Linked DNA regions of Mus musculus: all the other regions are linked to region 2. Evidence: chromatin loops called from intact Hi-C (ENCODE). Cell type or tissue: heart. All regions are shown on one strand. Links, peaks and the distances in the headings refer to the core of each region. The heading gives the core; the rest is flanking DNA. Region 1 overlaps Ebf1 (early B cell factor 1). Region 2 holds the start of Ebf1 (early B cell factor 1). Region 3 overlaps Ebf1 (early B cell factor 1).

Region 1 (6,917 bases), core at 2,309-4,808, 69 kb after region 2:
TTTTTTTTTTTTTTTTTTTTTTGACACTTTCTCCTTATAGTTGCTTTGGTTACTTTATAGTTATTTCTAACTGCTGTTCCGTTTGGCAGAAGTCAAAGTTAAGAGTTTTGGTGATTGTTACCAGCTTGTGGTTGTTGATGGCAGTTGAGTCCTTTCTGATTATTGTGTGTGTGTGTGTGTGTGTGTGTGTGTGTGTGTGTGTGTTATAAAGAAATAAGGCTAGTAACTCAGCTGGCTCATTCTCATTACCCTGGTTCTCCATCTCTTATAGCTTCAAAGAGGCAATAATATAATTAGGACATAAGAACAGAGACTCCCGATAGCTTCTGATTTTGTTTGGATTTTCCAGTGGGAAATGTTTTCAACTATTGCTGTTTCCTTATCCGTTCCGGGATAGCTTGATGGTGAGCCAGCTATTATGGAGTGGTCCTTGTCTTTACGGGGGTGGGGAGGGGGAGGAGGGTAGCACAGTCTCCTGAATCCGCTAGGTAGGCAGGAACCTGGGGCAGCCTGCACGTGTGCCCTGCTCTTTAATGTTATTACCTGGGACTCCTCCTTGAGTCCCAGGGTGGATTGGAATCCAACGCTGAGGCCAAAAGTGAAAGGGAAGCCAGAACAAAGAAATCTTCGGGGGCAGGGGGCGGGGCTTTCTTAGCAGGGGAGTGGGGAGACGGTGAAGGCGCTTGTAGTTTGCCAGCCTAGTATGTGCAAAGCGTTGGTACAGGCAAGATGGAGTTAATTCAATAAAATAAATATAAAATACTCTCTCTTCTGTCAGGCCTGCTAGAAGGAGGTCAAGGGTCGCTGAGCGGCTTCACTGGAGCACTAATCGATTTGCTGTCTAGGTGGCCTGCTGGGGTTTCAAGCGGGAGAGGGATTGAGAGGAGCGCCGGCCCAATTTCCATAATTGCTCACTGCCTTTAGTGTACAACCTTTTATGAAACACAAAAAATATATCATGGAATTGTATTGATTAGCCATTGGGCTGAATAATTCACTTAGTATTTATTACCTGACCCCAAGAGGTTAAATAAATCCACTATCTAACTTGGGTTTGTGAGAAATATTACTTATTCATTGAGATGTGGGCTGATTATTGCACAATAGGCCTGCATCTTTGTTTCTTGATTTCACAATCAAGATTAATCCTTTTTGCATTGGGGGGGGGCAAGATTTGTTTGTTTGTTTTGTTTTTTGTTTTTGTTTTTAAGAAGGAGAAAATGCACATTTTCAGAGCTCCCCAAATAAACTCAATATCAAATCACATTTTGAAGCACATTTTTTTTTTCAGTGATGAATTTTAGTCACCTAGGTCAAATTTCAGAAATGTTCTCCTAAGACTTATGGATACTGATGGACTAAAGGCATAAGCTCTGCTATCATTCCAAACACCCCCATTTTATAATAAGGAACCCAATGGTGGTGACACTGAGCCCATATTCATCACACAGGTTTTTGGGGGAAAGCCTTATCTTTCCCATAAGAAACACTGATAAATTAACTGCCCCAAGAAACAAGCAAATATCAGGGGTTGAGAGGTAGAAAGAGACTTCCGGTCTCAATGATAAATTCGCCATGAACATTGCACAAAACAGAACAATAATTTCAAGTAACTTGGAAATCCGACGGGATTGAATCTGCAGGGCACTTGAAGCATTTGTAAACTTTGGGGGCGATCATTAATTATTTACTGGCCACTGGCATTTGCACATTTCTGCCGCTCAGACTGGATGCTAAATCTGTTTTGATGTGCGATATACCCAGTCACAAGTACATGACATTCAAATCTAATTATGTTCTCAGTTGCCACGAGCTCTCTCTCTCTCTGTTGAGATACAACCGTCCCTCTGAAGAAAACCAAAACAAAACCAAGCACGTTTTTTAACTTTTCTGTAAAGCTTTCCTCTAGTTTCCTGTTGGCGTCCTCCAGAATCCCAGAGCATTGTTTTCGAAGTTTAATGGAATTTGTTGTGGGGTCAAGAAAGGAAGCTTTTCTCCCTTCCCCTCTCCAATAAGGGAAATGTTTAAAGAAAAGAAAAACAGCAAGCCTTTGAGTGCAGTGCTAACTTTATGTCTGTTGATCGTTTAGCATTTCTGTATCCAGGATCTAGCCTTCCTAGGGAGGGTAGGAAAAGCTGGGGTTCTGGCGTTTGAGCTCATAGTAGCTTTTCCTGTGGTGTGCATTGGCTGGGATGGCTATAAAGCAGGGTAATGCGCGCAGAGCTTCCTAAGGCGTGTTCGGGTACACCCCACTTCCCGTTTACCGTGTGGCTGCTTGTGCGGATTTGGGCACTGCATCTGAGTGTCGTGTGTCACGTGACACTGATTTGTTGATCGCCACTTTGGAAATTTTCAGGTCTGGGTTTTGATGCTTGGCCTCTTTATTTAGTTTGGGAGTAGGGGCAGATGTGGGAGGGTGGAGGGGTAGAGGAGGCGGGGACTGAGCTCTTTCCCTTTTACTTTGTGTGTAATGTTTAGATCTTGCCTTCTCTTCTGCCTGTGTGGGGCTGGATTAAATGGAGGACGTAGTTAACACAAGGACCTGAGAGCTCTTGATGGCCTCTTGAGATAATTCGGTTGTAAGCATTGAGCAAAACGCGCATTGTCCGGATAGACTCATTTCAAGTGCTAATCGAGAACGTTACATTTTTTACAGAAGCCTGGGTCATAATACTGTGGGTGGCAATTCCAAAATAAATATTAGTGAGATAGATGCCTTACAGGGAGGAGGGAGGGGGAGGGAGGGAGGAGGAAGGAGGGAGGGAAGAGACAGACTCTGGATCAGGCTTCCATGGAATTCATCTATAATTTAACCTGGGCTCCGACATAAAGCATGGGAGTGCTTCTACTTAATGAGTATAATACTACATAGATAAGAGACTAAAAACACAGCCCTGGTTTGAGCCAGCATTGGGCTAACAGTCTAGAAAATCCAGTGAAGTGCTTACCAAGACATCAGTGGTATGTCTTGATTTCTAAATATAATTGTTTTGAGTAGATGTGAGAAATTCCTTCCCGTGAAGTGGATGGGAGAGAAGGAGGCTGGATATCGAGACTGGAAGGATTTGGACTTGAGTCCTGGATATGATGTAGACCTGGGGAGACTGATAAGCTTAGCCTGTTCCTTAAATGTGTGCATTGTGGAAGATAATTCGGTCCCATAATAGCTATGTAAGTATTTTGTAGTCAGCCTTTGCCACACACATTGTTTTTTGACTGGACACTTTCTCAAGACTCTTGATGGATCATAACCAGATCTACAAACATCAGAGAATCTTAGAATGCGTTGTTCAAGTAACCCTAAGGGGAAAATGTAGTTTGATGATTGAAAAATACCCTCCCCCAATTTACCATTAACATATCTTGCAAGAGGGGAGCATAGTGGCAGATTTTCAAATTGCACCCAGAAAAGATGGCCGTTTTGTTTTTCTTTTAACTAAAAGTGGCCAAGATTTCCCAACTATTCTATTTTTACAGAAATCTTAAAGGTTTCATTGCTGGGTCAGATTTAAGGCCTGTGTGGGAACCGGCGACTTCTGCCAGAGGCTCAGCGCCATCCCTGCTGTGTTGCGGTTTCCGCGTATTTTTACATTCCACGCATTGCTGAACTGAGCCCTAAATCACTGGTGCTTCGCGCGAGTTTGCGACCTTTTAGGCTTGGGCTTCGGGACTGAATGCATTATTTTAAAAACGAGATGTTTTTCTTGCCGTGGAGCCGCAGCTACTGAGTCTCCCTCCTCCCCTTCTCAGGGCTCCACCCGTCACTTCCCCCCGGTTGAAGTCAAAGGTAAACTTTATATAGCACAGGAAACATTTGGGACTGCTAATAAACAAATGTTAGAAACGAAGGGCTTTAATTGTTGGGTGCACATGCGCGTTTAGCATAATAAAGCCAGTTGCGATTGGGTGCAAGGAAAGAGTTTCTTACTCCTCCTCCCAAGTGTCTAGATTACCTAAGAGCAGATGTATGGCCGCCTGGATTCTGGACACGTTCCTAGAGAAGACTGTGTAGTCATTTATAACGGTGGCACCCTGTTATCCATTCTTACAGCTTCAGCCCTCTTTCTGTCCCCCATATTCTTAATCACTTTCCCGTAGGCCTTGGGCCGCACCGGTCACAGCTATCAGTTCCACGCCCACGATGTGCATGCCCACGATGTGCATGCTGGTCTTCAGAAATTTCAGTTCTCCACAAGCTCTCTAGACCCTCTTTATTCTCAGGGGAGTTGTTCAGTGCGCTCGGAGCATCTCGCTAGCCACCCCTCCTGTCCTCCAAGCTTTTTGTGCTTCTTCACACCACACAGACTCTTTCTTTCTTCCCAAGTACACTCAGTACCTGCCTTCCATTCTGTCTCCCTGCCCTTCCGTGGTGTTTTTCCATAGTGAGGAACCTCTGAGGGTCTGTACAATTGCATCCTTCTGCCTGCGGCCTTCCCTGAGCCCATCTGGCATTCGGCTTTCCAACCCCTCTCTCTTGGATTTAATTTATGACCAGATTTAAATTAAAAATATATCTACATGTTAAAAAAAAGTTACTGTTTCTTCTAGGTCAGCTTATTGGCTAGATGTTGATATATAAAGATAAATGAAAATGCATGGGTCTATGACCATTATGGATCAATTTTAAATCTCAAGGAAAAAAGTTTTAAAAGCATGTTACAGAAAAAGGAAAAAAAAAGAAAATAGAAAAACAACCCATACATTCATTTTTAACATTTCAATGAAGTTATAAGGGGCTGGAAGGATGGCTCAATGGTTAGGAAGGCATATTGCTTACACACACACACACACACACACACACACACACACACACACACACACACACACACAGAGGCAATTAAAACTAAAATAAAATGTTTAAAATAGTTATGATAGTATAATTCTAATCTTTGTTTTAAATTTTTGTATATGCATATATGTATGTGTAATATATGTGCATATATATATTTATAGTTATTCTTCCATGTCTCTATGTAGCCCATATTATTTTGGATAGTACATTATTTTGCTGTTGTTTAAAATGCTGTTTTTTTTCACTTTTAGTAATACTTGTAGATAGTAAACACTTTATTGTTCATATATATAGTGAAATAGGAAACATTCATGTTTACAGTTATTTTTGTAATTTCAATCATTTCTTTATGAGAATGTGTTTCTCAAAGACATCAAGCAGTGTGACTTTGGCTTGGAAACTTGGAAGTTGGCTTGAAATAGAATACATAAGACAGAATTGTGCTTTTTGTCCTGAGGGTAGGGGACCGCAGTATCTGAAAGAGAATGAGCCCCTTACGTTCCTATACTTGAGTACTTGGCTCCCAGTTGGTGGATTATTTGGAAAAGGAAATAGAAAAACAACCCAACTATGCCTAGCACGTTGCACTTTGATTAATTAATAGGCATGGCCTTGTTGGAAGAGTTGTGTCCCTGGATGTAGGCTTTGAGATTTCAAAAGCCCGTGTCATTTTATAGTGTTCTCTTTTCCTTGTTGTGGTAGTTGTGGGACACATTAGAATGTAAGCTTCCAGCTACTGCTTAAAGGCCATGTCTGTCTGCCTGCCTGCCACCAGGCTCCCAACCATGATGTGCATGGACTCGAACCCAAATAAACTCTTGCTTCTAGAAGTTGCCTTGGTCATGGTATCTTCTCAATTATAGAAAAGTCACTAAGACGGGGACCCAGAGCCCAGTCTCTACTTCTAGCTCTATAATTACATTTCGAGAACTTCTGCACTTGGTTTCCACTGATCTCCTCTCTATTAGGAACGTAATCATTTTACTACTAGTCTGGTGGGAATTTTGTTGTTGTTTGAGACAAAGTCTTGTTGTGTAGCTCGGGCTGGCCTCAAGTTTCAGACTGTGTCACCTTCTCAGGTACCACACTCAGCTCTAACCAGGCTTAAAACTTTAGACAGTAGCCGCCAAAGATAATGCCTCTCATGTATTATTCCAGGATTCTGATTTTCCCCCCTTTATTTATTTGTTTTTCTTTTTGGCAAAACAGACTGCTGAAGATTTTCTTTTCACAGAACCCTGGCTGAGTTCCGTGAAGTTAGAGAGCCCTGGGTTCCCACTCTGTGTGTCAGATATTTTGAGAGTGCTTTATTTGGGTGATAGAGTAATTCTTGTGACTGATTGCTGTTTTCCTTGCCCAGTCCTCATCAAGTTCCAGCGTCTATGTTTCTGTCAGTCCATCTGTGTTTCTGTCTCCAACCCCACCCCTGCCCCCTAACATCCACTAGTCTCAGCCTCACTTTCTTTTTGATACTCTGTACCTGTTCTTGCCTCAGAAACTTACTGTTTCTTCTTTTAGGGATTTCCCTATAGAACAGTCTTGGCTTGCTCATTCTGGTTCACCCTGCCCCTGCTCCCGCTCCCCACAAATAACTTCTTCTTGGAGAAGCCTTTAAAATTTCCCCCTCTCTCTGTCTCTTTCTGTCTCTTTTTGCCTCTTTCTCTATTCTCTCCCCTGTCTCGTGTGTGTGTGGGGGGGGGGGTGGGTGGGTGTGTGTGTACATGTGCCTTGGCATATATGTAGAAAACAGAAGATAACATTGGAGAGTATATTTTCTCCTTCTGTTTTTACATGGGTTCTGGGGTTTGAACTCAGGTCACCAGATTTGCTAGACAAGCATCTATACTTCTGAGCCATCTTTCCAGCCAAGAGAATCCTTTCTTGTTAACTCCTCCTTCTGCCCATCCAACCAGCCCTTTATTTATCTTTTAACAGATGTTTATCTCATTCACAGCAGATGCCAGGCACTGTTCTTGACGCAGGGATACAGCAGTGAGTGAAACTGATGAGGTCTCTGTGCCTACGTGAAATATCTAATTCTCGCTCGTTACATTCTTGACTAATGATATATATCCTCACTGCCACCTGCAGAATGGCAGTTCCATCTCTCGCTCTGCCATTCCCC
Region 2 (6,917 bases), core at 2,849-5,348:
GCGACAGAGCCTTAGAGATTGTTTAATCGTTCTCTACCTCCTGCGAGTGGCTGTCACCCTCTTCTTCAGTTTTCTAGTTGGTTCCAAGAAAAGGAGGGTTATCCCAGGGACAGAGACTGGATGAGCAAAGGAGGGACTTTTCCGGAGCGCCGCGAGGTCGCAAGCCCGGATCAGAGTCCGGATTTCCGGTGGCGTTCTGGCCTGCGGCTCCCACGCTCCCCACAGAGGTGGGTGAATGCCACCCGGGGACAGACCAGGGTTTAGTGGGCGCGTGGGTCCCAGTGTTCGGCAGTCCCAACACGCATCCGTGGTATCTTCCCATCGCCCTCGCCCTTGCCTGGCTGCACCCCGCTTTCCCAGGACTCCAGGTCGCTACAGACTCTACCGGGTTCCCTTGATAGTGGCCTGGCTTCGGCCTGTCCCAGTCACACATCTCAGACGTCTAGTGGCCCGCAACTCCCCAGAAGCTCTCAGAGGGCCTTTGAGCTTAGGCGCTTTGTCGCCCACTTCCAGTTCTACCCAGCACTGGATGAAGAGCCCGTTGTCCCACTGGGGTCGCAGCTACCTCTGGCAAGAAAGCTAAAAAAGGTGAGGGGGCAGTTCCCCGACTGTTGGGTGGGGGGTCCTCAAAAAGAGAAAAGTAGAACACGCTTCAGGACAAGTCCCAAGCCTGCCTCCTGGGGGCAGACAAGCAAAAGCCATCCCCTCTTTTCTTGGGACATTCCTTCTGATCCCAGTTCCACTCAATTCAGGGGGGTCTTTCTTTTTACTGAAAGGCAAGCAGGGGAGCATAATTTTACCTGAGCCCCTAGAAGTTATTGCATCATTTTATATGCCCCATGAAAGGGGGTCTGGGTCTACAGAAGTTCGAGATGGCCTGGGTGCCACTGGTTGGGCTTGAAGAGCACAGGGGGAGGGAATTCTTGGGCCCTAGCCTCAACTTCCTCCAGCACTGGGGGACCTGAGAAGCTGGGCAACCCCACTTGGTAGTGTGGACCCTCTGAGAACCTATCCATGACCACCACCCCATCTCTCCAGCCACAGCTGAAGAATCTGCCAGAAGTTCGACAGGAAAACATCATTCTAGAAGAAACATATTCCTTTACAGTGGCTCCTTCCCTGTCTCTTTGTTTGGGGAGAAGGCAAGAATTTTTAAATGTCTTTAAATATAGATTCCTAGGTACCAATGCCAGAGGCTCTGGTCCTGCAGCTGTGAAGGAGGCCCAGGTATCTGAATGTTCACACACACACACACACACACACACACACACACACACACACACACACACACAGAGAGAGAGAGAGTTCTCTCTCTCTCTCTCTCTCTCTCTCTCTCTCTCTCTCTCTCTCTCTCCCACTTCCTTTTGGCTTCCTTATACTTAAACATTTATTATTGGATGCAGAAGCCACGTTAAAAGGCAATTCACCCAGATGAAAATCTACAAATGCACTTTGCTTAATGAAAGTGAAATATGCCCACTATCCCAGGTGAGGTGTTGGCTGCCTGTCAAGCCAAAGGGAATTAGGGCTATCCAAAGATTCTTGCCTCCCTCTCTTTACCACCATCACTGCCTTCTCCTCCTCCTCCTCCTCCTCCTCCTCCTCCTCCTCCTCCTCCCCCCTCCTCCTCCTCCCCCCCTCCCCTTCCTCCTCCTCCTCCTCCTCCCCCCCTCCTCCTCCCCCCTCCTCCCCTTCCTCCTCCTCCTCCTCCTCCCCCCCTCCTCCTCCCCCCTCCTCCCCTTCCTCCTCCTCCTCCTCCTCCTCCTCCTCCTCCTCCTCCTCCTCCTCCTCCCCTTTCTCTCCTCCTCCTCCCCTTTCTCTCCTCCTCTTCTTCCTCCTCCTCTGGCTTATGGATATAAAAATTGCTTCCTTTTTAGTTAATTTCTGGAGAATTGGGCTGCTATAGCTGTCATTCTCTGTTCCAGTTTCTCTTTTCTGGATAGTGGGTTTCATGTGCTGACTGACACCAGGATCCTTTGTAGCCGACCTCCGACCTCCTCTGGAGGACTATGTTCTTTGTGACTCTTGTTAACCACAGGCCTCAATGTGACTGTGTTTCTCCTCATTCGGGCAATGATCCTTTCTTGACTGTGTGCATCACTGGAACATCTACCCCACTACATTCAACTTTTAATGTTTTGGCTTGATTACTGAAAAGTGGAGACTCAAGCAGTTAAGAAGAGTTAAGCCTAAGTCTTAAGCTAGGGCTTCCTGGGACCCATTGTAGAAGGGTGGCCAATGCTTCCTGATGCCCCTACCTTGAAGGGTCACCACTGAACTTAAGGAAGGGGCTTATTCTGTGTACTCCTGACGTTAAGAGGATCCTGGGTCTGGGACATCAGCACAGCTTGGAGCTTTGAAAAAGTTTAAAGAGGCCCAGCTTCAATTGTGCATTTAAAATCTATAGAGATGGAGAATGTTCTGGTGTCTACCAGCATATAACTCATCTTTTTACACACACACACACACACACACACACACACACACACACACACACACACACACACACAGCACCTACTGTGTACTAGAAACTCTAGTATATGCTATGAGGATCCTGGTGGATCAGATGATCTCTGCTGAGATGGCTTGGAGGAGATGGCATTAATTATGGGACCAGAAAGAAATGTCCCAGCACATCTGTAGTCTAGATAAATAGTCTGGGAGCTATAGTAGATAAAGTTATGTCTGAAGATAGTGGCCATGCAGTCAACCTGTAGTCTTGGAATACACCCACCCACTCTTTCATCACAAAGGGGCTCCACTTTCCTCCCTGGACAGACCCAGCAACCAGAATGCTTGCTGGCCTCAATTGTTCCATTCAACAGGGATGTGTGTTCCTTCCCGTCACTGACTGCAATACATTTTATAAATCAAAGGGCCAAGGAAGACCAGCAGAAAAGGGAATCTGGATTTCAGGCAAAGAATTTCCCCCCAAGGAGTCCTTGGCAGCCTTGGCTGCATCCAGGATGTCCTCTAAGAGTAATGATACATTTACCACGAGCTTATTAAACGCTGCAACCATTTTTTTTAAATGATGGGGTAGGCATATTACCCATAAACCTCCACTCATTTCCTCCTTAGCCATAACACAAAGGTCAATAGGCCTGAGATGGGAGACAAGTTACCCTCTTCTCCCTCCGTTTCTTCCTGTCTTCCTTCCTCCCCTTACATTCTTCCACCTTATCCACTTCCTCTTCTCCCCGTTTCCCTCCCAACCTCTCATCTCTCTTCTCTACATCCCAGTCTCTCTCCCTATGGCTGTGATGGAAGTTGGTTCAAGCCCCCTTCCCCTTTAACAGAAAGAACTTTGTGTGCCAAATAACCAACTAATCAGAGAAGGCAACACCCTTGCTGCAGTTGTTAAAGAAAAATAAAGCTACTTTGCGGAGCAGGAGAAGGGACTGAGGATCTGAAGATATTTAGAGTCGCAGGCTGCATAGCCCCAGAGACTCATTCACTCTTAGGGACTTCTGGAGAGTAGTGACCGAGTGAAAACCGCGCCCAACAGCATTCGTGTCTGGGTTAGCACCAGAGTTAGAGGCATTTCAGAAGCCTGCTGAAGACTGAGTCTAGAATGCCCATTCCCTTGCGGTCTACTAAAGTCGTATTGGTTGGGGCTTTAGGTTTCTCTACCTCTCCTGACACGGAGATAATGTCTTCCGAGTGCCCTCAAGTCTCGATCTCGCGCACATAAAGTTCATCCCGCCACCCTTGTTTCAGAGTGAAGAGCTGGACACCTGGGATGGGCATCCTGCCTTTTCTGCCTGGTCAGTCCTTTTTTCCTCCACGTTTGCCCCCGAAGTCCCAGGACAGGCAAGCAAGGGACTAGGCGTCTGCCCAAAGAGAACGCAGTCAGTACGCCTCCGTCGCGCTCAGGGCTCGGAAGGGATGCTTAAGAACTGCCATGGTGCATACCCCTTCGACTCAGGATACCTCCATCTCCTTCCCTCTGCCCCCTCTCTCGCTCTCTAAGGCCACGCTCCTTCCAGTTTAGACGCTAGAGCTCAGAGATCCCTTGCTCGCCACTTTGCCGGGAACTTTGGCGGCTCCCCTGCGCCACAAGGAGAAGGATGTTAATGAGGGAGTGTGGCCAGGCTCTGTGAACAAGCCAGCTCGGGAGCTGCGATTGGCTGTGATAAGGCGGAAGGATGACGTTATGCAAAGAAGGGGCGTGTCTAGGCTGCGAGGGCCCCGCCTCCTTCCCTTTGGGGTTAGTGTGCCTGTGTTTAGCTCTGGGGAGAGTCAAACTGGATTCCACAGGGAGAGCCTGCAAATCACTTCTATTTTAGCAAGGAGAAAACAGAATCTCCATCCAGCAGGGTCCACCCCTCTCTTTCTCCCTCTCCTCTCTTTTTCTATCTCTTTCCCTCCCCCCTTCCTCTTTCCCTCTCTCTCCCCTTCCCCCCCCCCCCTCCGGTGTATCTGTCTACAGCAACCAGCGTCCTCATCTACACGCACGGAAAGGAAAGAAACATCTTTGGTTGAGAGAGGAGGAGGAAAAAAGAGAGAGAAAAAAACTTGCCTGGTTGTGGAAAATGACACTTCAAGTAGCCAAGCCGGCTTCGAGAGTCGTATCTATTGTTTCTTAAATTGTCATCAGGGTGGTTTTTTTTCTTCCTGCTTCTTCAAGTGAAGGTACCGCTACAAAAGGAAACTCCAGCCCCTCCTGTTCTCCAACGGCCTGTGATTACTACAAAAAGAAAAAAAAAAAGGCAAAAAAAAAAAAAAAAGCAAAAAAAAAAAAAAAAAAAAAAAAAAAAAAGGAAAAAAAAAGCACCCAAACTCAAAACCAACCAACCAAACAACCCCCAACAGCCAGGCATATATCTCTGTTTTTTCTTAATTTTGGTCTTTTCGTTGGATTTTCCCTTTCTTTTTTTTTCCCCTCGCCCCCCTCCTTGTTATCGCTCAGTTTTGAGCGAAGGTTTACATTTTTAAAAATTTTGCTTTTCAGCCCGCCTTGATGTAGCGCGAGTCTCATCGACTCAAAAAAAAAAAAAAAAATCTGTGGTTGGCGTTTTTTTTTTTTTTTCCTTTTTTTTTTTTTCAAATATTTTCAAAGGGGAGGAGATTTTTCCACAAGAAAAGGTTGTTTTCATGTTTGGGATCCAGGAAAGCATCCAACGGAGTGGAAGCAGTATGAAGGAAGAGCCGCTGGGCAGCGGCATGAACGCGGTGCGGACGTGGATGCAGGGCGCCGGGGTGCTGGACGCCAACACAGCGGCGCAGAGGTGGGTACCGCTGGGGGACCGTGGAGGAGAGGCCACCGGCTAGCGGGAGAGCCCGGAGACGGCGGCGCGGCTACCCGGGGCCTGGCCACGCGAGTGCGTCTGCCGCTGCGCTGCGCTCGCCGCCCGAGCTCCGCGCTCCTCGGCTGCGCAGCACTCGTCGCCGGGTGGCCAGAGATCAGCGAGCTGCTGGAGGGAGCCGAGCCCAAGCTTTGCCGGCACTTTCCGCAGCCCCATCTGCGAGTGTTTTCGTTTTGTTTTAACCCAGAAGAGGCGTCTCTGCAGCTCGGTGTTGGATAGCTGCGCTTTTCTGACCGCTTGTTTTCTTTTCTGTGTGGTTATATTTTTCCCTTTTCCTCTCCTTCTCTTCGCTTCCTTTCCCCTTTATTTCGCTTCAGTTCTTTCCTTTTTCTTCTTCCCTCTTTTCTTTTTTCCTACTTAATTTTCTTCTCTCCCCCTTTCTTCCTTTCTATTTTCTACCTTCTTTAATTCTTTCCTTTCCCCCTATCTTTCCTTTCCCTTTTCTACCTTCTTTAATTTTTTCTTGTCCTTCTCCACTCTTTTCCCCCCTTCTTTCTCAGTTTCACTCTTCGTTTTTCTCTTCTCTTTCCTCACCTGGCTCTCTCCCCCGTTTCTCTCTCTCTCTCTCTCTCTCTCTCTCCATTTTTCTTCTTGGAGTCTCCTCTTATTTCTCCTATCTGGTTCTTTACTCTCTCCTCTCTCCACTTCTTAGCCTTCAGTTTTTCTCAGTCTGCCTGTAGAATAGTGATTTCCAACTTTAATTTTCACATCTCCTAAAAGCCACCCTCATCCACTGTCACCTTGGCCTTCCCCAGTCCCTCTCCCACTCTCCAGATCCTACACTGAGTGATTTGGAGGCCATGCTCTTGGAGACCAACTTGAGGAACTTCCCTGGACACACCCAGTGCCCTGTCCAGGGGCTCCTAGTCCCAAGTGAGAAATGGTACCTTGCCCTTTTCATTGCTGGCCACCACCTGGGCTTCGGGGAAAACTTTGTGGGCCCAGGCTCCATTAGACATAAAGGGTGCAGAAGGGGAATGGGGAGTAGTTCCATCTTTCCATTTTTGGGGGGAAGGGCTAGGGACAACTGTCCTATACTGTTTCCATCCCCATGAGCACAGGGTTGGGAGTGGTTGGTAGTGAGAGTGAATTGGGTAACTAGGCTAGAAGCGAAAGTGTGTGTGTGTGTGTGTGTGTGTGTGTGTGTGTGTGTGTGTGTGTGTGTTGTCCGATAGTGTCCGGCAGTTTGGGCTGTCATTGTGGTGCCCCCGGGCATCCTATTCTCCAGTCCCCCGCGGATCTTCTCAGCCAAGAAGCCTTGGCCCTTTGGGTTTCTGGAATGTGTGAGGAGGATTTCTCAGAATGGCAAAACTTTGGCAAGACAGGTCTTTTATTTAAAAAAAAAATTAACCAAACAACAACAGTCACTTACAACAGTAAAACAAGACGCCCCAGTTCTCTTTCCCATGGCGATCGATCATTTCTAATAGCCGCGAGTCCCAATCAGGGACCCTTCTCCGCTTGCTTGCCGTTTGTGTAGAAAATTAGCGTGCTGAGGTCGGGTACCATCAGCTGGCCGAGGCTAGGGAGTTTCCTGGAGGGTGGCTGAGGCAGCGAACAACCTAGCATGCCTTCATGCATTTCCACCTGCCCACTTACTTGCGAGAT
Region 3 (6,917 bases), core at 2,077-4,576, 240 kb after region 2:
TCTAGGATATAAAATTATATATGTGGTTATAAAATTCATATACACATTTAAAAATAGAAGAAATGGGCAGTAGAGAAAGTTTTTATTTACTATTAATTTGGGAGGTTTGTCTTTTTATTGTTGTATACACACATCTGTGCATACCTGTACCACAGCAGTGTGCCTATAGAGGTTAGAAGGCAACTTTGTGAAGTTTCTTCTCCCTCTTTATCTTTATGTGTTTTGTGTGGCAAGTGCTTTTAGTAGCTAATCAATCTCACATGCCCTCAATATATATATTTTTTTGAATAAAGATATTGGTCTTCATAGCCAGGAAAAAAAATCTAAACATTATTTTAAAGTATAGCATCTAAAACTGTCATGTGCATAATGGCACAGAAGGCAGCTAATGCCAAGTCAAGCTAGACTGCCCTGGCCCTGGGAGCTTGTTAGACATCAGAGGATCATCTGTTTAGAGCAACGTTTGACTAAGCTAATTCCGGACATTTCTCTCAACCCCTGAGCTGCCGGTTTTAAGTTGCAGGAAAGATTTCTGGCTGGGGCAATGAAAGAGAGTGCACATAAACACAGGGTTTATTTTGTCAGGGATGTTCTTGAGAGACTTCATTCTCTACTGGTTTTTTCCCCCTTTCTTTGTGGCCATTTATTTACTTTAGAAAATACTCCAGTAGATCCTCACTTGAGTGAAAAGGAGATAAGTTCTCATTGAGAGGCTCAGTTGCTGATCCAGAGGGCTCTAAGAACGGACTGAACATGAGTCAGAGACGGATTTTTTTTTTTTTTTTAAATATTACAGTTTTGGCTTCATGTCTGTAAATGGGTGATTTTGCTTCAAATATATTCTGAAATTCCCACCCAAAGTTTCTTTTTAGTGCTTTGCCTATGACAGAAGACACTAATAATACCTTTCTTCCCTTCTCAGTGGAGTTTTTTCCTTTTCTTTTTCTTTTTTTTTTTTTTAAGCCTGCCTTTGCATGAGGCTCATGCTGACATAAGTTCTTATCCACTGCCTCCATTTCTCAAGGGACTGAAGGGCACAGGCAACAGAAAAGGGCAGCCTTGATCCTACCCATCCCTTTAGTGAGTGCAGGAGGAGAGAGGAGACTTACAGTTAAGATCTTAAATCAGACTTGGCTGTTAAAAGTTTTTGTTGAGGCTTTAGGGAGGCTAAAGCTAAAACTTAGAGTCATCCTGGAGGTTAATCTACCCAGCTCTGGAAGGCATGTCTTCTGCTGTGGAAGAACAGCTGGAGGTGAGAGGCCTGGGTTTGCATCTGTGCAGGGCACTGGGGTGAACGTGAGGGCAATGATGCCAGGATTTTGGAGGCAGAGATTTGTGCCTCAAGGCAGATGCATCAGGAACAGGGGTTGATGGAGAAATAGAGACAGTCAGCACTTGTGCTTGTTTGTTCTGCAGAGACTCAAGCAACTTTACACGTTTAATCCGATCTTGTAGACTGAGCAAGGGCAGCAAATTGAGGGAGAGAGGAGGCTGGGAGACTTTTATCATTCTAAATCAAAGAGGACTCAGCTGCATTAAAAGTACCCTGCTAAAATGGCAGCCACTCCGTGATCCTTAAAAACCATAAAAAGCGACTCTTTTTCGCATCATCATTTTCATACTCTGAATGGGATCACTTTTATGCTCTAGAGCCTCCCTCTTGGCCAAGCTGAGTAGGTGGCCAGGGAGAAATCAGCCTTCCCTGTGGGTCTTCACTGGCATGCCCTTGACTTTCTCGGTCAGTGAGATAGTGTGCTCAACTCGCTCGAATCTTCATTGAGACTTGGATTCGAGTTAGTTCAAGATTTCTCATAAACCATCTCTATGACATCAGAGTGAGTTAAGGCTGGCCTGGCCAATTTAGTGAGACCCCGTCTTAGAATAAAGAATGAACAGGGGGCTGGGATGCAGGTCCATGGTAGAGGACTTGCTTGCCGGTGCCTAGAATATGCAAGGTCCTAGGTATAATCACAATACAGAAAAAAAAGAAAAGAAATAAAAAGAAAAACCAGACCCTACTAAATGCTATTCTAAGAGTTGCTGTGAGGATTTAATGAAGTAATATTAGTAAAACCTTTACTAACTTACTTTGCATATAGTAAATACCCAATTAGCAGTGATTTGAATAAGATCAATAACAACCACGATGATCTCATTATCACTAGATGAAATTTATTGGCAATTCATTCGTGAATATTTGCCCCATGTCTCTGTAGATCATAAAATAAAATCTTTGACCACTGACTATTCTGTACTCTGTGATGCACAAAGAGCCTTCAAGTGAGCACTGTCAAGGACACACGATTGTATAAAGCTCAGTCCTGAGGGCAGATGAGCAACTCCTGGGCAACAAGGGATCAGGGCAATATGAGCAAAGCCTGTGGGCATGTAGATGATGCTGTTTGGGTCAGTGTGGTCATGGTGATCATGGTGGTCATGGTGGATTTGGTGTAGCCTCCCTTCTATTAGACAGAAGACATTCTGAGCAGAAGAAACAGTGTGTCATAGCTTGGAAGTGGGAAATGACAAACTTTGAGAGAACAATGAGGTATTTGGTCCAAGGCTATATGAAGGCAGTTTTGGAAGAAAAAATGAATTAGTTTTAGCTTGGAGACCCTCAGTGTTGTCCTTGAAGTTACACAGAACCTAGATCCCCGCAAATCTCTTGAAGGTGTTCACAAATGTGTGGATGGTACTAAGATACCATAAATATGAAATGATCCAGGCAAATACCATGAGAAAAAGATACTTATCTACCTTGAACACTTAGGTACATGGAGGAATAAAACATTTACTCTGAATAGAGAAATCAGCGTGGTCCAAAATTATCCCAGTCAGACCTAGAAGTGTGGAGGGACTTCAAGAGGCAGAGCAATGAGTTGTGGGCAAAGAGAATAATTGAGCTAAAACTTGGAAGACATTCTGAGCAGACTACTGAGACACCCTGAGAAGAATGCTTTCCAGGTCTGCTGCGTGTTCCCTTGGTAAAATGGGTGCCACTCTTTTTCCACATCATGGGGACAGTGTCTTTTGTAGTGAGGATGGAGAAGAGTCCAGGAAAACAGAAGTGGCAGCTGCACTCTCTCTTCCATCCTCTGTGTGGCTCAGGCAGCAGAGCTTTAGGACTTTCCATTTCAGAGACTCCCAGGAGAAGGAAGTAGGGCAGCCATCCATGCTCGCCACTGTCTGACTGTTTCTAGCTCAGTTCCACTCTGAGCATCGCTCTGAGGATTTTCCTTTCTTTACCAGTGAAATAGCTACCTCTGCATCACTCTATATCTTTTCTTCTAACCATCTTCCTGACTATGGTGTAGAATATGTTAATATTGAATAAGGTACACATTGCTTTATTTTGTGTTTTGGAAACAGGGCAGCAGACATTCAGCCTCCACTAAATGTTTGTCATTTAAACCTTGGCTTTTCTGTCCCTCATACTTAGCTGCCTTAAAGCTATTTTTAAAAGGGTTCAGGAAAATGGCTTCATTGATAAAGTTCTTCCATTCAAGCATGCGAAACTAAATTCCTTCATCTCTGGCACATACAAGCTGGGTATGGTGGGAGTGTACCTGTAATTCCTGCACTGGGGAGGAGGCAGAGCCAGGGAGATGGCCGGACACTGCTGACCAGCTAGTACAGTTGAATAGGCACATTCCAGATTCAAAGAGAGACCATCTCAAGAGATACGGTAGAAAATGATTAAAGAAGATACCAGACATAGACCTTTGCTCCATCAGATACATAGAGGTGCACACATATGGACATCTACCCATTAAGAGTAAAAAAAAGGAGGGGGAGGGAAAGGGTATAGGTATATAGATATATAGGTAGATGTAGGTGTAGATGTAGATAGATAGATATAGGTATTAACATTGGTAATCTAATAATGACTTTACTATTTAAGGGTGGGTTCATTTTGACATACACATATCCGTGTATGTGTGTATGTATGTGTGTGTGTGTGTGTGTGTGTGTGTGTGCACGTGCGCACACACGCACAAATACATCATCTGTGAGAATGCACCATGAAGGAGGTTAGCCTCAGTTCTCTTTAAAGCAGTGTGGCCTCTCGGCTTCTGAGTTTCTTAGACACCCGAACCAATGCTTGCTCGCCACCACACAACGCCGCTGAAGTGCCAGCGTCACATTACAATTAACAGTAATTCTGGTGGCTGTCATCACTTCCTCGGAACAGAGGATCCCTAGCAAAAGCATGATGCTGTCACACCTGCTAATTCAAAGGCATTGTGTGAACTATGACAGACCTCAGCGCACTTCTTCTGCTTGTTGAAATGAATAGAGTCTGGCGACTTAAATAGAGAGGGAAGATGGAAAAAAAGAAGTTTTAACACATTTCTGCAGATGAGCCCAAGAAGGGTCAACTTGTGGGTAGAAAAAAAGTTGTGTTAAAGAAAGTAATTAGAGAGAGACAGAGAGCTAGAATATTAGTGCCTTTACTGAGTAAATGAGGATAAATTCTGTTAATTATGTGACTTTCCCTCGTACTAATGTGATAATAAAGTGCTCTCATTCTGGAGAAGCTTGTCACAATCCCAGCAAAGACATTGACCCTTCTACTAGTGGAGACCAAAAAACAACTTCTAAAGCACTCTACCAAAAGCAAGCGATCGGTGTTCAATGCCCAGTGCCCCCCTCGCTGCTATCAAAGGCTGATACTTGCCATGATCTTGAGACTGTTGGCGAGTGGACTGTCTTATTTGAAGCCCTGAAGCACTTAGGCCAGCTTTTCTGTTTAGTTTCAGAAGGAAGAACTGGGAATAATTCAAAGAGTATAAATAGTCCAAAGCCGGCTTCCAGCCCAATGATGAACAGCACCAAAAAGATTGTGTTTGGAATGTTGGTAAAAATGCTGGTCTTCCAAACTTCATTCAGACCAAAATTTATGACTGTGTATGTCATTTTAGGCACAGTAGGGAAATGGAACATGGTTGTATGTTTGTGACATTCTGATGATGGTGGAAACAGGGCAGAGATTGGGATATTCATTTGGGAGAGTCAGGGGGATGGCGAGACCTTTGATATTTGACCGTGAATTCCCTGTTATGTTGGGAAGGAACCCAAGAGCTAATTTAACAAGAGAGCATTCTGGCAGCAAATACAATAGAATAGAGAGGCTGCTGGTGTGAAGGGGGAAGGATAGTGTGACTAGTTTTGTGAGCTCTGAAGCAGAAAGAGAGGAAAAGAAGGTGCTGGGGTAGATTTTAGTTGACATCGTGGAGGAGAGGGATGATTGCTTTGGGGGCAGAAGACGGTTTTATTTGGTTCTGTTCCTTTAACTAGATAGATTTATGGAAAGTTCACTGCACAGTGTCTAAGGAATAAGAAAAATACCATATCGTTGTGTGGGTTGACTGCTGGACCTTCCCGTGGCAATGAGTATCTCCATTCACAAAGAGTCCTGCTCTAGTTCATAGGACCACAGACAACCCCCTGCATTCAAATTACATCTACCTCTGCCATGAACTCTCTGTGGGAAGGCAAGTTACTTAATATCTCAATGATTCAGCTGCTTTTTATCTGGAGAACTGGGGCAGAGGTGGAGAGTGGGTGAATGGTTGAGGGAGTGGGAAGCGGTTGTGAAGATTAAAATAAAGCGTGCACTAAGCATGCTACATCGCAAGTAGTAACCTCCAGTTGACATGAGCCATGACTCTTACAAAACAGTATTCATTTTCCAAAGCCTGACACTTAGGTAAGTATTCTACTAGTCTGCTTTGCAGCAGTCTTTTGAAGAGAAATAAAGTGACCATCGTGGAAAGGCAGTCTGTGCTCTGAGTCATCTTGGCAAAGAAAGAACTGTCATCACGCCAGAGTGCATGCAAACTTGATCCCATAGTTCAAGGCAACCTACACGAAATCGCATGTCTTCCCAGGCTGTTTGTACTTGGGAAGAGGTTGTCAACATGACTATCTTCATATGAGAAGAGTTCTCTTTACTAAAAATATTTGAAACACTTGAAGGGCTCAGGGAAATGGTTGTGGGTGGAGACTGCCTAGGAGGTGGGGCATAAACTATAGGCACTGTGATCTTATCATACCTGTTGGCATAATTTGAGGAAAAGAGAGCCAACAGCAGGGGCCATCCTGGAGAGAGGCAAGAAAACTCAAAAAGAGACACAGGCAGACCTATTGTAGCTTTCCATAGACCTAGTTTTTGTTTCTTTGTTTTTACAAGGCTGCTGAGAATCTGAACTCAGATCCTCATGTTTGCAGGGAGAACACTTTATTGACAAAACCATCTTCCCAGCCCTTCAGTAACAACTGAGAAATTAATTAATCTATCTGGCTATTGATTACTCTTAAAAAATATTTATTTCAGTAAGAACTTAGCATCACATCTCACTCTTAGTAAACATGACAGTGATGGGTACACAGAGAGAGGCCTCTCAAAGGAAGGGTGCAAGGTGTGTGGCTGGAGAGATGCTCTCTCCCCAGGGGAACTTGGGTCCTCCGAAGGAATAGTCCTAACCAACGAGCCATATCTTTGGCCCTAGTCCTTTTCATAATAATAATAATAATAATAATAATAATAACAATATATATATTTAATTTTGAAATTGATACAGAAAAGCCATACCACACAGCCTTATGATTTGCTTCTTGTGGTGTAGAGTGGGTGTTGTAGGACTCTTCTCACAGGGTTGGTCTAGCCCCAAACTTGTTTGGAACATTGAGCAATGTCATACTTTGTCAACAGACGTGCCAAGCTTCTCTTCTGTGGGGAAGCTTTGACAACACTACTTATGGAGTCAGATAGCTGGGGAGATTTGAGCTGTTCCTGTTGACAAGCCATTGCTCCTCAGTTCATACAATTTTGGGCAGTCCATGGGTCTCTGGGAAGCCTGGTTGATTCTTTGATGTTACCAGCTAAGGCTCCTTCTGACATGAGTTCCAAATAA

What was found. Peaks named below come from ENCODE experiments on the same cell type or tissue, not always from the same donor. Only the 100,000 strongest peaks of a DNase experiment are listed, where the experiment ranks them.
Region 1: a loop joins it to region 2, with 7 times the contacts of the local background. A loop is called at or near these places in 6 of 42 quality-filtered maps.
Region 3: a loop joins it to region 2, with 2.3 times the contacts of the local background. A loop is called at or near these places in 2 of 42 quality-filtered maps.

Annotation. Positions count from the first base shown.
Region 1 is chr11:44,682,419-44,689,335 of GRCm38, forward strand. The region is part of intron 6 of Ebf1 (early B cell factor 1); the gene reads left to right. Among named protein-coding and RNA genes, the nearest start is that of Ebf1, 68 kb to the left of the region's middle. In heart, for the core only: a CTCF peak has its summit at 3,361; a DNase peak (open chromatin) is centred at 3,863; H3K4me3 peaks cover 267 bases; H3K27ac peaks cover 419 bases.
Region 2 is chr11:44,613,082-44,619,998 of GRCm38, forward strand. Ebf1 (early B cell factor 1) reads left to right here and starts at 5,019. Exons shown (of 16, transcript NM_007897.3): 1 at 5,019-5,231. The coding sequence starts at 5,098. In heart, for the core only: CTCF peaks have their summits at 4,048 and 5,293; DNase peaks (open chromatin) are centred at 4,140 and 5,260; H3K4me3 peaks cover 2,199 bases; H3K27ac peaks cover 1,329 bases; H3K27me3 peaks cover 590 bases.
Region 3 is chr11:44,848,935-44,855,851 of GRCm38, forward strand. All of the region lies in intron 6 of Ebf1 (early B cell factor 1), which reads left to right. Among named protein-coding and RNA genes, the nearest start is that of Ebf1, 230 kb to the left of the region's middle. In heart, for the core only: a CTCF peak has its summit at 3,100; no DNase peak of the experiment used is centred there.